Regions from separate parts of the Mus musculus genome. Here region 1 is linked to region 2. A link is a loop called in an ENCODE intact Hi-C map of the cell type or tissue named here. Cell type or tissue: heart. All regions are shown on one strand.

Region 1 (8,000 bases), 490 kb before region 2:
GCATGCCAACAGATGTATATAGATGTTGATCTTAACACAGCTGAACCAACAAAATCCAAGCCTTCTTTATAACCAGATAGCAATGACAATTGGTATACATTTAGATGCTAAAATAAGTACCTTTTTTTGTAGGTTTGTTTTGTTTTACATGTATGAATGTTTGGGTACATTCTTCTCTGTACCACTTGTGTGTGCCTGGTGTCTATGGAGGTCAGAAGAGGGCGCCAGATCCTATGTAACTGTAATTATAGATGGTTGTAAACAGAACCAGAACAGAACCCAAGTCATTTGTAGCCAGTGCTTTTAATATCTGAGCCATCTCCAGCTAGGATTGCATTTACACTAGAAACAAATGGTTTTCAGAAGTCTTAAATTAAAAAATTTTTCTGAACAAGTAAAGGACTTGTCATGCCAGTACTTACTATCTTAAATAACTCTTAGTAGAAGGATTACAAATGAAGATACACAGTTTCAATTATCATATCCACAACACTGCAGTAGTTAGTTTTGGTGGCTGCCTGCCCTTGTAACTCAGTTTTATTTATATTCTATTGAACTTTCTCAGTGTAATTTTTCTGGAATATGATCTTATCTCCTTTGGGATAGTGCATGATGGTTAGGTCTTTTTAGAATAAAAACACTACTTATTTGGATCCCTTTAATCCAGGTTGCTAGATGAATTTTGACTGCCTAAATCTGAGCATTTATGAAGTATCTGTCAGAATTTCTTTTTTTAAATAGTTTTTTATTAGATATTTTCTTCATTTACATTTCAAATGCTATCCCGAAAGTCTACTAACCCCACCCCCCGCCCTGCTCTTCAACCCACCCACTCCTGCTTCCTGCCCCTGGCATTCCCCTGTACTGGGGCATATAATCTTCGCAAGACCAAGGGCCTCTCCTCCCAGTGATGGCCAACTAGGCCATCCTCTGCTACAAAAGCAACTAGAGACATAGCTCTGGGGTGTACTGGTTAGTTCATATTGTTCTTCCTCCTGTAGAGTTGCAGACCCCTTTAGCTCCTTGGGTACTTTCTCTAGCCAGAATTTATTTTCTTCAAAAATTTTTTTATTATAATTAGTAGATAAATTTTATCATACCAAATAAGTTTTCAGATATTTAAAAAAATGGTTTGTGTCATCTAGTACTTTTTGCATTTTAATTTTGTCTATCGTTTCTTCAGATAATAAGTTTAAGTAGAATCATGAAAAGTTTATGATGAAAATGCTGTGTGCACATGGATGAGAAAAAAATAAAGTTATAGAAAATACATTAAAATAAATAATTTAACATTTTAATCTCTTAGGGCACTAATGTAAATAATTGTATGTAAATAATTGTATGTTGTAGTTTTTGTTTGTTTTGTGTTTTTAGTTCTTTTGGAAAAGTTTAAAATGCAGATTTCCAACTGCCTTGAAAAATTGAGTATTGTAATTGTGCTTTACTTCAAGCATGCCTCTGTATTAAAGAATAGATAAGTTGACAACTACTTGGTACATTAATGTTACGATTTAAACCTCAGATGGCTTAACTTTAAATAGTTAACTCACAGGGACCTTGTGTGATGTCATTACTGTTGTCTTTGAGAATCACCAGTTTATACATTACAGTTTTGTACCTATGACTGAGAATAGGAATTAAAATAATTCAATTATTTACCTAATATGTACTGTATAATTTTGCTTTGATCATAAATGTGGAATAAGTATACATCCCTCTAAACAAACTTTGTTAAACTAACGAATACCTAACCACATGTAGATCTTCCTCCAGCAGTTACTATCAGTGCTGATGGCTGGGATCTGATTTTAATGAAAGATTTATGTTCATGAGAAGATTTCTCATTGTTTTATTTTCCCTTGAAATCAGTGCTAAAACTAGAGGAGATCGCCTTTATACTTTATTGGAATACAAAGATGTTTCAGTGAATTCCTAGACCATTTTTATTAAAGCTAAAAGATCACCTAATTAATTTGAGCATACTGCTTTTTAAAAAAATCTTCAAAAATACTTTTTATTTAAAAATAATTTTTTAATATGAGGATATTGTTCTTTGCTTCCTTTATAGTGTCATTCATTTAATTTGCTTTTTTTCTGACCCAGATGACAGTAGAACTGCAAGCCAGTTAGATGAATTTCAAGAATGCTTGTCCAAGTTTACTCGATACAACTCAGTAAGACCGTTGGCCACATTGTCTTATGCTAGTGATCTCTATAATGGTTCCAGCATAGTTTCTAGGTAAGTGTTTGCCACTGCTCTTACTGTGTTCTTTTATTAAAAAGTATAAGAAAACTTACTAAATTTGAGAAGCAGCTATAACATGTCTTTGAGTCTTGGAATTTGCAAGCTACATTGCCTCCCAGTTACTCGGAGCTAGCAAATTAGAATGCTCAGTAGCATCCATCTGACAGGAGGTGGCAGTTTCTCTTTATATCTGACGTCTGAGTGTAATGATGGAAGGTGCTCTTTACGTCCTTCCTTCAATTTTGCAAGTCTGTATAGAACTAGTATATTTCTTTCTGAATATTAATGTTTGATTCTCCAGTAAAGCTTTCCATGGAATATAAGAATATGATCAAAGTTCACTCTATAGCTTGTACAACTAGTATACAGTAATAAAAACTTAATTTGAGAGATAGCTGTAGGTAGTCTAAATAAAAATATACAAAGCAGAGACTGACAGTGTATTTTTGAAACATATTCTGGGGCTGGTGGTACAAAACAGCAAATGATTGCTTGCCTTAAAAGCAGAGATGAACCTGAGTCTGATACCCAGAGCCCATGTGAAATAAAGGCCAGGCATAGTAGTGCTCGCTTGTTATGCTCATGCTGTTGAGGGAGATCTTCGAGCTACTGCCTTGTTTTGTAGGCCTCAAAAGAAGATAGACAGTACTTGAAGAATGGCATTCAAAGTTGACCTCTGACTTTTGCATGCAGATATGCTCATGTGCACACATGTGCCTGTGCTTACAAACAGCCAGGGCTACAGAGAAACCCTGTCTCGGGAAAAAAAAAAAAAAAAAAACAAACTTCTCACTATATACAATTTTCCATTTCATAAAATAATGAACATTGTAAAACCACCAGGCTGTATTACATTTAGCCTATTTTCAGTAGACATTCAAAGAGATGATTTACATTTAAATATTTTACATTACAATTTTACAAATTAAGTAGATGTACTTAATTGTTACGGTTAATTAGCCTTTTTTATTTTCTCCCAATTATATCAAATTAACATTTCTTAATGAAATATTTCCAAATTTTTAAGTTTATTATACCCACAGAAGAAATGAAGACTAATAGGTAGCAAGAAAGAAAGAAGGAGCTTTGAGACTTTCATAATTTTAGTGACTCCTTTTTGTACTTTGAAGGATATTGGTAATTCATTCTAAGCTTTGATTTCTTCTAATGAAATGGGCTTAAAAAACACTAAAACAATGTTGGCCAGAACAAATTATTAATATTATTACCATAAAATTGCATAATATCTGTGCCAATTACCTTATTGCACTGAAACTAGATTTTCTGAAAAGAAAAATACTAAACTGAATAAATCTCCTGTTTTCTTTGCTTATGTGGATATTATACCAGATCCATTAGTCCACAAGGTGGCAGCATTTATTTGTGCTATCTCTCATGTTTTGTGCAATCTCTTCTGTTAGATAGTTGACAAGGTTGGAATTGGGTGGCTGGTCCAGATTTATTCTCTTGATTATTATATGGTCTTAATAACAACAACTTATGGAAAAACACTTCCTACTTTTTCCTTAAATATGGTAGTTACACCACATTTTAAAAAAAGATTTATTGATTTATTATATGAAAGTACACTGTGGCTGTCTTCAGATACTCCAGAAGAGGGAGTCAGATCTTATTATGGATGGTTGTGAGCCACCATGTGGTTGCTGGGATTTGAACTCGGGACTTTTGGAAGAGCAGTCGGTGCTCTTAACCACTGAGCCATCTCTCCAGCCCAGTCACACCACATTTTACATGTTGTTTTCTGTGCCATCAGAGAGGATTGGTTTGAAATTGCATATTTTAAACTATCTCAGTGTATAGTAGTGCTGCTTCATGAATTTCTGATTTGAATTTTACATCCCTGTACATAGTACAGTGGTTGTTAACCTTCTTAATATCATGACCCTTTGATGCAGCTCCTCATGCTGTGGATTATTATTTTTGCTACTTCATATTTAGTTTAAGATACTGTGGTCAATCCTATTTTATAGGAGAGGAAGTTGAAATAAGGGGAAGTATGACTAGGCTAGGATCAACACACTGTGCTGTGGATAGAACTTAGATTTGAACACCCCCACCCCCCCCACCCCCCCGCACCTTTATGGTGCTCGGTTGCTCACATCAGGGCCCAGGGACTAAAGTTTCAAGTGAGATACTGGTAAAAATACAAAGTAGTGCATTTTTTAGGTCCTTTATGCTCCTGTTTCTATCTTTTCTAACTGGCATTTCATAATGAATGTTTTAGAGTTTCAATTTAATATTTATACTGTGTGGTGTTCAACTAGTTGCTAAAACTATTGGAATTGAACTTTGTTTTATAGTAGATGTTTACAAAGATTGTTTTTGATAACCTTCAGTGTTCACCCAGAGTAATATTGTAATGTATTATTTATTGAAGAATGCTTATGAGTTTTAAAATTTGCTTAGTAGATGTCGTGATTAGGATTTTATTGCTATGAAGAGACACCATGAGCATGGCAGCTCTTATAAAGGCAAATATTTCATTGACACTGGCTTATAGTTTCAGAGGTACAGTTTAATAGGGACTGGGGTAATTGCTGTTGTAGGCCTGACCATGTTTTTGTTTAGAGTGTGGATTTTGGGACTTTGTAAAGCAGAGGAATACTTTAAGTGTGAATTATTGGGCCCTACTAGTAGAAGCATGGAAGACACTGGTGCTGGGGTGATTAGATCTTGATAGGCATGGCTCAAGAAATTTCAGAGGAGAAGAATTTTAGTATGTAACAACCTAGAGATTTTTGTGCTATTTTGGTGAAGAATACAGCTGATTTTTGCTCTCATCTGAAGAGGTAAAGAGATTTGGATTAATTTCATTGACAAAGGAAGTCAAAAAAAGTCCAGCATAGACTTTGCCCTCTGCTTTACTTTCATGAAGAACATTTTGATCAAGCATAGTAAGCTTAGAAAGGAAAAATACAAAATATATGGTTGAAAGATTAAAGCCGTACCAGAAAGTAAACTGGAGCTAAATCCTGTGTTCAAGGATATTAAATGGCATGAAGGGCGTGGTGACTAAAGGGCAAGATCCCTTGCAGGTAAGCTTATTGTTTGTGTGCTTGCATTGAATAAGGGATAGTTATATCATGTTAGGCTTTATTTTGACCTGGTTATTGTTTTCGTTTGGACTTTTAATCAGGAAGGAACTACAATCTAAAAATGAAGGAGACATCTGTGCTAGGCTCTTGAGGTCTAGTCACCATGAACATCTTAGGTCCAGGAATGGTGGTACATGCCTTTAATTCCAAGGTCAGAGTCAAACAGATTCCTTGAGTCCCAGGTCAGCCTGGAAGTGAGCAAGGTCCAAGTTAGAAAAGCTTACTTAGTACACACTTTTGATCCCATCACTCAGGAGACAGAGGCATTAGATCTCTGAGTTTAAGGTCAGCCTACAGAGCAAGTTCTAGGACAGCCAAACTTAGGCAGGAAAAGTGTTGAAAAACAGAAAGCTGGTGATAAAACAAGATGGTGGTGGAGTGAGGACATGTTCCAATCCCACGAAGCAGCAGAACTCAGCAGCTTCAGCCATGTGGCTCTGGTTTCAGTCAAGAGTAGAAGGAGGTACTGGGATAATAGATGCTGATTAGCTCAAGAAAAGAAATTAGTAGAGACCAGCATCACTGAGGTGGAGTCTTCTGAGGAGTGTTTTCTGAGAGCTCAAAGAAGCTGTGTTCCTGAGATAAGCCAAGGTTATATCTGCTACAGCTGGACTTGGTGATGTACAAGAATCATCCAGGTGGTACTGGTTTTGACGCCATGAAGGGGTCATGGACAGTAGCTGAGTCTTGGCACTGAGAGGCCAGGGAAGGCCATTGGTGAAGGTGCAGCCTCAGTTGCAGTTGACAGCCCAGGAAGGGGTCATGCAAAGGAGTTGAGGCTTGGCACCATGAAGGGAGCCTATGAGAGGCTATTGGTGAAGCCTGATTGCCGTGGAAGATTACAGAAAATTGGAGATAGCAGTACCATGTGATGATCACCAAGAATACTAGCATCAGTGGAGTGGAGTCAACCAGTGCCTAGAGTGCTCAGAGCTAGAGAAGTGACCCAAGCCCTTTGGAGAAGCCCAGAAGATCATGTGTGGATCACAGACACTGGAACAAGAAGCTGTAAAGTTGAAGTTGCCTTAGATACCTCAAGATTTTAGAGATGCCAGTGCCATGGAATACCTGCTATGGAAAGCTGCTGACAGGGAGTGGAAATGGCCCAAGAGAAAGATTTGTGTTGCAGTCAACAAAGCTGAAAGGAGTGGGACATAAGACACGGAGATGCAGAGTTTGGAATTTGCCCAGCTCATTTTTTGGTCTTGTTTTTGGTCCATTATTTCCTCACTATGGCATTTTGGAAAGGTAGTGTATATCCTGTGATGTTTAAAGTATGGTATCTGTTATTGATTTTGCTTTTATACAAAATTACTCTTAAGTGATTGGATGACTCTCAGAAGAGACTTTGAACTTTTAACATTGTTGAGACTGCTATAGGCTATGGGGACTTTAAAATTGGACAAAATGTAATTTGCGTTATGCTGTGGCTAGGTATGGCCCCTGTAACTTCCATGTTTGAACAAACCTATGGGGGCCAGGGAGTGGAATGTGATGGTTTGAATATGCTTGGCCCCATGGGAAGTAGCACTATTAGGGGTGTGGCTTTGTTTTGAAGTAGGTGTGGCCTTGTTAGATAAAGGTCATCTCTGTGCAGGTGGGCTTGGAGGCCGTATGCTCAAGTTTCACCCAGTGTAGAAGACAGGGGGGGCTGTATCCTTTCCTCTGCCCCCAGGTCCCCACTTTGGCACCCCAGGCTATGGAAGCCCCCACTTCACCACACTCTACTCAGTCCCTTTTCCTGAGGGCGAGGCCTTTCCCTCTGTTCCCGTCACTGCTCTGGGCTCTCCCATGCATTCAAACTGAGGCACCAGCCCTCCCTGGGGATGCTGTGAGCCAAGGCAAGGGAGGTAGACAAGAGAACCTGGAGCTTTGGGGTTAAATTCTTTTACTGAGGAGGGATTAAAAGCACAACAGGGGTGGGGGGTGGGATGGGGAAAGAAGCTCAGTGATGCTGTTGATCAGGAGCCTGGCCTGTCTGTCACTCATCATTTTGTTCTTAAATAAAGACTGGGACACACAGTAGAAAAAAAAAAAAACCTCCTGGTTGCCTGTAGAAGAGAGTCTACTCCTGGCTGCCTTTGGATCCAGATGTCAAACTCTCAACTCCTCCTCTGGCACTGTGTCTGCCTGCATGCTGTCATGCTTCCCGCCCTGATGTTAATGCACTGAATATTATAAGAGTTATCTTGGTCTTGGTGTCTCTTTATAGTAATAAAACCCTAACTAAGACAATAAATAGATCTTCAGAAAATCTTTAACCTGATTTCTGCTTTCTATGGGCTTTCTGCTATGTTTGGGCTTTATGCATGCACATAAGCACTTCATAGCTATCTCATTTGAACTATGTATAGAAGAGGTGAGTTTTTCACAGAATTGATTTAAACCAGTGGTTCTCAACCTTCCTAAAATGCTGCAGTCTTTTACTATACAGTTCCTCATGTTATGGTGCCTCCCAACCAAAAATTATCTTCATTGCTACTTCATAACTTTAATTTTGCTACTTTACGAATCATAACATAAATATCTGTGGTTTTTGGTGGTCTTCGACAACCCCTGTGAAACAATTGTTTGACTACCAAAGGGGGCTCGACTAACAGGTTGAGAACCACTGATTTAAAATATGTATAGTTTATGAT
Region 2 (8,000 bases):
AAATCACCAGCTAGAAAACCAAGAGGAAAAAAAAAAGAGATAGAATGACAAACTGGCAGGAGAGATTCGTGCAGTCAGGAACAGAGAGAGGACTAGACAGAGGAGAAGTACATGGGTAGAGAGGGTGTGTGGGGCAAGATGGAGGATAAGCGGTACACTCGGTACACTTGTGGGTTTTAGACAGTTGAGGGGAAAGTTTCCTGATGAGAAAGGAAGCATTGAGGTCGACTTCATTTGACCAATAGATAAACAAATCTTCGAGGAAAGGAAGAGACTTCACACATCTGTCTACCTGTTCATTTATTTGAGTAATGTGCTTATTTCTCAAGTATCTTTAACATATATTTGAATAAAATGAGTGAGATGAGTGCCCGTTAGGGCAATGGTTCTCAACCTGTGGGTCCCTTTGGGAGTCAAAAGACCCTTTCACTAGATCTGACTAAGAACACTGGGAAATGCAGATTTTTTTCCATTATGATTCATTATGATAGCAAAATTACAGCCATAAAGTAGCAACAAAATAATTTTATAGTTGGGGTTCACCACAATATGAGGAAATGTATTAAAGGGTCGCAGCATTAGGAAGGCTGATAACCACTGCTTTGGGGGCTCACAGGCCAGTGAAGTTCCCATAGGAAAAGGGTTGAGATAGGAAAGAGCCCTGGGAACCTGCAGAAAACCCCTGACAGCCATGTGTGTTCAGCATAGACAACCACCTCAGTAGGTAGAGTGCACTTGACAGCCCAAAGGCAGGACCAGGAGCCCATAGCTTGAGAATTGAGTACGTAGCAAAGAACACATATCTGCCATATCTAGCTGCCTTGACCCTCAGCTTCAAACTTCATCATCCTAACATTGCTCATCTGGGTACAGAGAATTAAATCTGATAGCATCACCTTTCCATCAGTCATTGAAGGAAGATGAAATATTGTAACTTGTTTAGGAGCCCACAGCCCCGATCTGGGACTGAGAACAAAGCAGAACAAGCCCCCAGGCATGCCAAGGCAGGGCTGTTGATAAGGCATTCCTAAGAATATCTTGGCCATAAAGATGAAAAGGTATTCAAGGACAAATGGGGCTACATTATCTAAGCTAACACCATCTGACCGGAATCTCCCCTCAATCCGAGGAAAGGCAGGGTCATCTTATCTAAAGTTCACACCATCTGGCCGGAATCTCCTTTCTGTTACCCCTTGGCACCGAGTAAAGTCATATACATCAACTGGTTGTTATGTGAACAAAGATAAGCCCCAAGCCCACCGGAACAAAGCTCTGATGCCCCTTTTTGCTGACATGTAATCTTTCTGTTAATGAATCAATCCCGTGCCTTTGTCAAATTCCTTTGCTTCTTTAAAAACCCCTAGCTTACGAGCCTCAGGGCCGACTCCCCTGCCTCCTGCACGAGGTACCTGTCAGCCCAGAGCTCTGCCAATAAAACCTCGTGCGTCTTGCAACAAGAGAGGATTCTTGTGTTCGTGGGTGCTTCCTGTTCCTGGACTAGAGTGGGGGTCTCTAAATTTGGGATCCTACATCATGAAGTCCTACCAGATGAACCCTAAATGCCAGCTCACCCCTTCTTTCTTTAGCCTGGGATATTTACCCAACACCTACTCTTGCCTGCTGTGTGCTAGCCACACTGATGTGCAAACCTGTGAACAGGCCTCTAGTCCTTTACAAGTGAACCTCCCATTCCAGGGCTCCTTTCCCTGCCTCACAACATTCTTATAGGACCCCTAAAATAGGCTTTAAACTCATCCCAAGACTCAGCCCAGTCTCTCTCTCCCTTTCTTTAACTACTGAAAGTCTCTTTCTCAGCAACCTCTCACCTGAGCCAGTGCAGATCAAGTATCCCTTCCCTGCATACTCTCTGGTAACAGTCACTGTGGCTATTGTTTTTTAAATCTGATCTGCCTACTTCTTTGGTGGACTGCAAGGCCTTTGAGGGTCATCATTGAACTTAGCCCCTTCCCTCTGCAAAGTGTTTATGAAATGCTTGGGGGTGAGTGTGAAATGAGTCCCAAAGGAGTTGAGTCACGGGTAATCCTTAACTCAGTTCAAAACAATTATCCTCTTTCTCTTCTCATGGGAGAAAACAAAATGTGATCTGTAAAGCCGACTGGAAGGTTTCTACAGGAGAGTGTGGAATGGAAGGCCTCAGTCAGGTTAGTCCCTTGTATCTCTCTCAGCTGTGTTGGTGCATATACAGGGCCAACAGAGAACAACAGGCTTTGAGCTGCCTTGGTGCTAACACCATAATTTATTGAACCTTAGAGAATTTCTACTGTATTTGACTCTACAATCAATTATGAAGGGAGCAGAGGAAGCTTCATTGAATGCCTGGTTCCTAGCTAGTTCATTCATTCATACACCCAGCTAACACATGCTAAGCGTGGTTCTAGACACTTCTGTTCTTGCTGTGTCATCTCAGCATGCTCTTAGGTTTCACAGGCTCAAGGAAAAGTGCTACTGTTCTTTGTTGAGTAAACTTTAATCAGCATTTTCCTCATTAGCCTACAGCAACATATAAACTTATGATTCGTGCAATTCATTTTATCTTGCTAAATTTAATAAGGCACAAGTTGGATAGCCGTTAAGGGTCCCCTGTTGTGCATGCATAAGCCCAAAACAAACAGGAGTAAAACTCACTGTGGTTTGTTATATTAGGACAGGAATGAAGGGTCCGTTGCCTCCAGCTGTCGGAGCAAAGGCAACAGAACTAGTGTGAGGAAAGCTCTTTCCTCTCCTTCAGCCTTCCTCTATCTGGGAGACATAAGCAATGTGACAGTTGAATACCAGACCAGTTCTACCTTGTTCATTGTAGCTGCTCCTTGAGATCACCACAGGACACCCCACTGCACATCATTCATCAATTCTTCCACTAATCAGACAGGTGTTGATGGCTGCTCCTTTACCCAGCACTGGCCCCCAAGGATGAACAAAACACAATAGCTATTGTCCCTAAAGAGGTCACAACATATATGACGAACAACAAACCCTTCACTGTTGGTGTGTGATGCTGAAACTTCCATGTTTGTTTTGGGCTCTTTCCCGCACAGCAGGAGACCCTCGAGTAGAGAAGGGTTGGAAGGTAGGCTGTGCCAGACAGGTCAGTTGGCCCTAATACAGAGGAATGTCACACAAGACAGACATAGTCCCATTCCCAACAGGATCAGTAGGACAGTACTTTTGAGGTGGAAGAGCATGCTTGCTCCTTGCAAATGTTTTGAATTAATCCTGGCTCACTGATGTCTGCCTGAACCGCCATAGTAAATGGTAGAAACTTCAAGGTGGTTTAGAACACTGTCATCTAACTGCACTCCATCTGAAAGATGTGCCAAAGAACATGTAGCAAATAGCCACCCTCCACCCTACTCAGCCACCTACCTCTCCATTGGAGGCACCCATTAGTAGAAACTTTGGCCAGGCTCTTGCCTAATAGATATACTGAATTGTATATCATTTGTTGTGCAGGTCTTCTGTATACTGCTCCTCTAAGGCCTGAGGAAACCTTCAGTCTTCTCTCCAACCCACGGAGAGCAATTGCTCATCTGTGCCGGCAAACCCCTCTAAATGGGGTTAATGAGAAGCACCCTGATGTTCATCTCAGAGCCAGGATTTTCCATGTTCAGGCGCTTCCCTCTGTGATTCGCCCTACCATGGGTGTGGGCAAATGTGAACAGCGGCCCCTACTGCCCAGGTCCTGTATTGCCAGATTCTTTTTTTTACTCTGAAGCATAAAAACATTTATTGATTAGCAGAGTGGAGAATATTATGAAGATGGGTCCTTATTCTGCCTATTTATACATATACATCATATACATATACATCATATACACATACATTTGTGTAAGTAAAAATTTTATAAACGCATTGATACTTTTTTTTAAATTAGGTATTTATTTCAGTTACATTTCCAATGCTATCCCAAAAGTCCCCCACACGCTCCCCCCACCCACTCCCCCACCCTCCCACTCCCACTTCTTGGCCCTGGCGTTCCCCTGTACTGAGGCATATAAAGTTTGCATGACCAAGGGGCCTCTCTATCCACTGATGGCTGACTAGGCCATCTTCTGATACATATGCAGCTAGAGTCAAGAGCTCCGGGGTACCGGTTAGTTCATATTGTTGTTCCACCTATAGGGTTGCAGACCCCTTTAGCTCCTTGGTTACTTTCTCTAGCTCCTCCATTGGGGGCCCTGTGATCCATCCAATAGCTGACTGTGAACATCCATTTCTGTGTTTGCTAGGCCCCAGCATAGTCTCACAAAAGACAGCTATATCTGGGTCCTTTCAGCAAAATCTTGCTAGTGTATGCAATGGTGTCAGCGTTTGGAAGCTGATTATGGGATGGATCTCCAACTTCAGTGGTCCAGACACAATGCCTTAAAGCAAAATCTTGCTAGTGTATGCAATGGTGTCAGCATTTGGAAGCTGATTATGGGATGGATCTCCAACTTCAGTGGTCCAGACACAATGCCTTAAATTTGCAAATCCCATTTTCCTGGTAGTAAGGTTGTCCACAGGACAGTACAGAGGATTTTTCAGCTCAAGGAAGAACATTCCTTAACAATCATTAGCACTATATCAGAGATTGATTTAATATACCAGAAAGAAGCAACCTTGGGGTGAACAAATACAGGACCATGTGAGTTTGAGCTGATGGACTAGCAGAAATGCACTAATAGAAATGGCCTAAGGTTTTCCTTGTCACAGCATAAGGTACTACAATGAGATTCAAGGGTGTGGGAAAGGATAATTGGAATACTAGACATTGGAGAAAAGAGGGACATCAGAGAGAAGACAGTATAACAGTGCTTTAGGGATGAGCTCTGGGTTCAAACTCATTTACCAGAATGATTTTTTAAATGTAGTTGAATTTAATTTTTAATTAAGATTTAATAACTGCACACTTTAGGGGGTATAGCAATCCATTCATACACAGTGTCTACTGATCAGATGGGGTAATTCTCACTTCTATCTCATCATTTCTTTGTTCTGGGAGCCTGCAAGATCTTCTTGTCTAGCTCTTCAGAAATCAGTTGGTTACTGGGAACTCTTCCGGTGGGCTGAACTCCTCTCTGAATTATTGGTTAGCACAGGGTTCTATGATGTCCTGTGCAATACTCAGCAAGGGGCTAGGCAGAATATGAGCATTAGTCTAACACTCTGATGCAAAGGTGGAGCAAACTTTACAGAACCCATGAGGGCCGTGGAGGCAGCTCAGCTCCCACACTCAGGACTCACACTCAACACTTCCTTCCATGCACTGTATTCTCTGGGGCAGTTGAATGGCACTGATGACTCAGTTTCATTCATGGGCACAGCCTTGAGGGCACTTCAAGTCCTGCCCATGCAACAGGAGAATAGGCTGAAGATTGATCCAAACATGAGTGGAAGTCCACAGGTCGATGTCAGTCCTGGTGCCACTGTGAAGAAGCTCAGGAAAAGGGCCCCAAGGGACTGTAGTCCACATGAGCAGATGAGTACCTGTGACCAAGCCTGCCTGCTCTTCCCCGACATGGTCTACTGGCTGCTGTGACCACTAGACCTTCTGATGATGATGATGATGAGCGCAAAGATAAAAGGAATACATTCCCTCTCTAGAATCTCACCAGAATCCTATCCATTGGGATTAAGAGATATTTGTCAATGAGGATGCTGCTTCCAAAATTAACAAGCCTTATAATACGGATCAGAAATGACTGGAAAATGTATCTATTTGCAGCAGCTGGGAGTGTTTTCAAATGAACCCTCTAGTCACAAAGCATATCAGAAGATGTCTTAGTCCATGTTGTGTTGCTATACAAAAATACTGAAGCCTTGTGACTTTATAAACAAAGAAGTTTATTTATCTTCTGATTCTGATGACTGAAAGTCTAAATGGCACGATACCAGTATTCAGTAAGGGACCTTGGATGTGTTACAGCATCTGGAGAAGGGGAAAGAGACACTATAGCTATATGAACTAGTCAAGCATAGAGGGAGGCCTTACTCATAGGAATGGCTGCATTTTCTCTCCTCACCAGCCCTCCACACCACAGACCCCTACTACTATGATGGTAGTGGTGCTGCTGGTTAAATTACGTGCTAGCAGACCCCACCTCAGTACTGCCTCTGAGGGTCAGCCCATGCATGCCCAGAGAAACCTACACCTCAGACTCTGCCTCTTTAGAGGAGACAAATACTAGGCAGGAGCAGGGCTTCTGATTTAGCTGGGAATCAAGGGCAGGGCGGGGCTGTTAGGAAACCCTGCTACTTAAGGTTGCAGTCTTCTATCATGTCTGCATAGCTCCTCTGAGCTCATGGCAAGATGGCAGACTCCCTTGTCCAACAGGGCTTCCCCATCTCTGACTTTATCTGGGGACCTGGACCCCATACCCTCTACCTGAGGAAGGTCACATAGTCCTGGGTAGACCTATGTTCAATTTCCTTCCGCCCACCTCCATAAGAATGTGCCCAGCAAGTAACTGAAATTCCTGGAATGCCTTCCCATAGAAGTGAAGCATTCATGTTTCTTTAGCCAATGAAGCTTTTAAAAACAATGAATTCATTAAATACTTAGGCAAATCCTGAGTGAGGTAACCCAATCACAAAAGAACATATGTGGTATGTACTCTCTGATAAGTGGATATTAGCCCAGAAGCTTGGAATACCCAAGAAACAATTCACAGAAAATATCAAGCTCAAGAAGAAGGAAGACCAAAGTGTGGATACTTCAGTTCTTCTTAGAAGGAAGAACAAAATACCCCTGGGAGGAGATACAGAGACAAAGCTTGGAGCAGAGACTGAAGGAATGACCATCCAGAGACTGCCCCACCTGGGGATCCATTTCATATACAGTTAACAAACTCAGACACTATTATGAATGGCAACAAGAGCTTGCTGATAGGAGCTTGATATAGCTGTCTCCAGTGACTAACAAATACAGAGGTGGATGCTTTCAGCCAACCACTGGACTGAGTACAGGGTCCCTAATGGAGGAGCTAAGGAACAACAATATGAACCAACCAGTACCCCCAGAGCTCCTAGGGACTAAACCACCAACCAAAGAGTACACATGAAGGGACCCATGGCTCAGCTGCATATGTAGCAGAGGATGGCCTTGTCAGACATTAATGGGAGGAGAGGCCCTTGGTCTTGTGAAGGCTCGATGCCCCAGTGTAGGAGAATGCCAGGACAGGGAAACTGGAGTGGATGGGTTGGTGAGCAGGGGGACGGTTGATGGGATGGGGGTTTTCGGAAGGGAAACCAGGGAAGGGGATAACACTTGAAATGTAAGTAAAGAAAATATCTAAAAAAACAAAAAAGCAAAAAACCCTAGCCAATGATTTATATTCACCCTGAAAATTCCTCCCCACACTCCAAGGTTCATATGTAGCTTTGTCTACCTCAATAAAGTGTATATATACAAGCAGTCTCACTGAAGATAATCAGAGAAGGCTTTCTCCCCAGCCCCGCCCCCTACCTTTCATCCCCACACTCTTTCCAGGGTCCATCTCATCCTTCCAGCCTGGTGTGCCACGGCACCCGGACACCCTGAGAGTACAAGCCAGAATGTGGATCCGTAGCTGGCAACCAACAAAAGCACGTAGGCAGAAACACGTGGGTCTAGTATGAAGCCTGAAGAAGTCTGCCTATCGGGAGCCCACGTGCAGTAGGAGCTCGTGGTGATCACAGAATTGAAGAGATAGATCTGGGTACCCAGTGGCTAGGGTTAAAATCCCTGGGGAGGAGCAAAAGACCCCATGGAGCATCTAAGTAGAGATTAAGCAGCTAGGCTCTACCTGGAAATACCACCTTGTGGGTTGGAGGAACCTGTTGCCAGGAGGGACCTGCTCTACCCTTCAGCTACAGTCTAAGAGGCAATTGGGTGATCGTGAAATACATAATTAGGCAGGAAAACTGAAGCATAGAGAACTTCAGTGCTTTGCTCAAGTCCAGATCACAAGTCCGTGTTTGCATAGGCTACTGTTCCTCTTGGTTGCTTTCTGCTTCCCCTT

Evidence for each region. Peaks named below come from ENCODE experiments on the same cell type or tissue, not always from the same donor. Only the 100,000 strongest peaks of a DNase experiment are listed, where the experiment ranks them.
Region 1: a loop joins it to region 2, with 6 times the contacts of the local background. A loop is called at or near these places in 2 of 42 quality-filtered maps.

Annotation. Positions count from the first base shown.
Region 1 is chr1:159,286,802-159,294,801 of GRCm38, forward strand. Cop1 (COP1, E3 ubiquitin ligase) reads left to right here. Exons shown (of 20, transcript NM_011931.4): 11 at 2,104-2,239. It also overlaps the pseudogene Pou5f1-rs1. Among named protein-coding and RNA genes, the nearest start is that of Mir1843b, 50 kb to the right of the region's middle. In heart, CTCF peaks have their summits at 214 (motif pointing right) and 3,596 (motif pointing right); no DNase peak of the experiment used is centred here.
Region 2 is chr1:159,780,392-159,788,391 of GRCm38, forward strand. The region is part of intron 2 of Tnr (tenascin R); the gene reads left to right. It overlaps Gm31348 (a long non-coding RNA gene), which reads right to left and starts at 3,692. Exons shown (of 5, transcript XR_001779507.2): 1 at 3,385-3,692. In heart, a CTCF peak has its summit at 3,687 (motif pointing left); no DNase peak of the experiment used is centred here; H3K27me3 peaks cover 336 bases.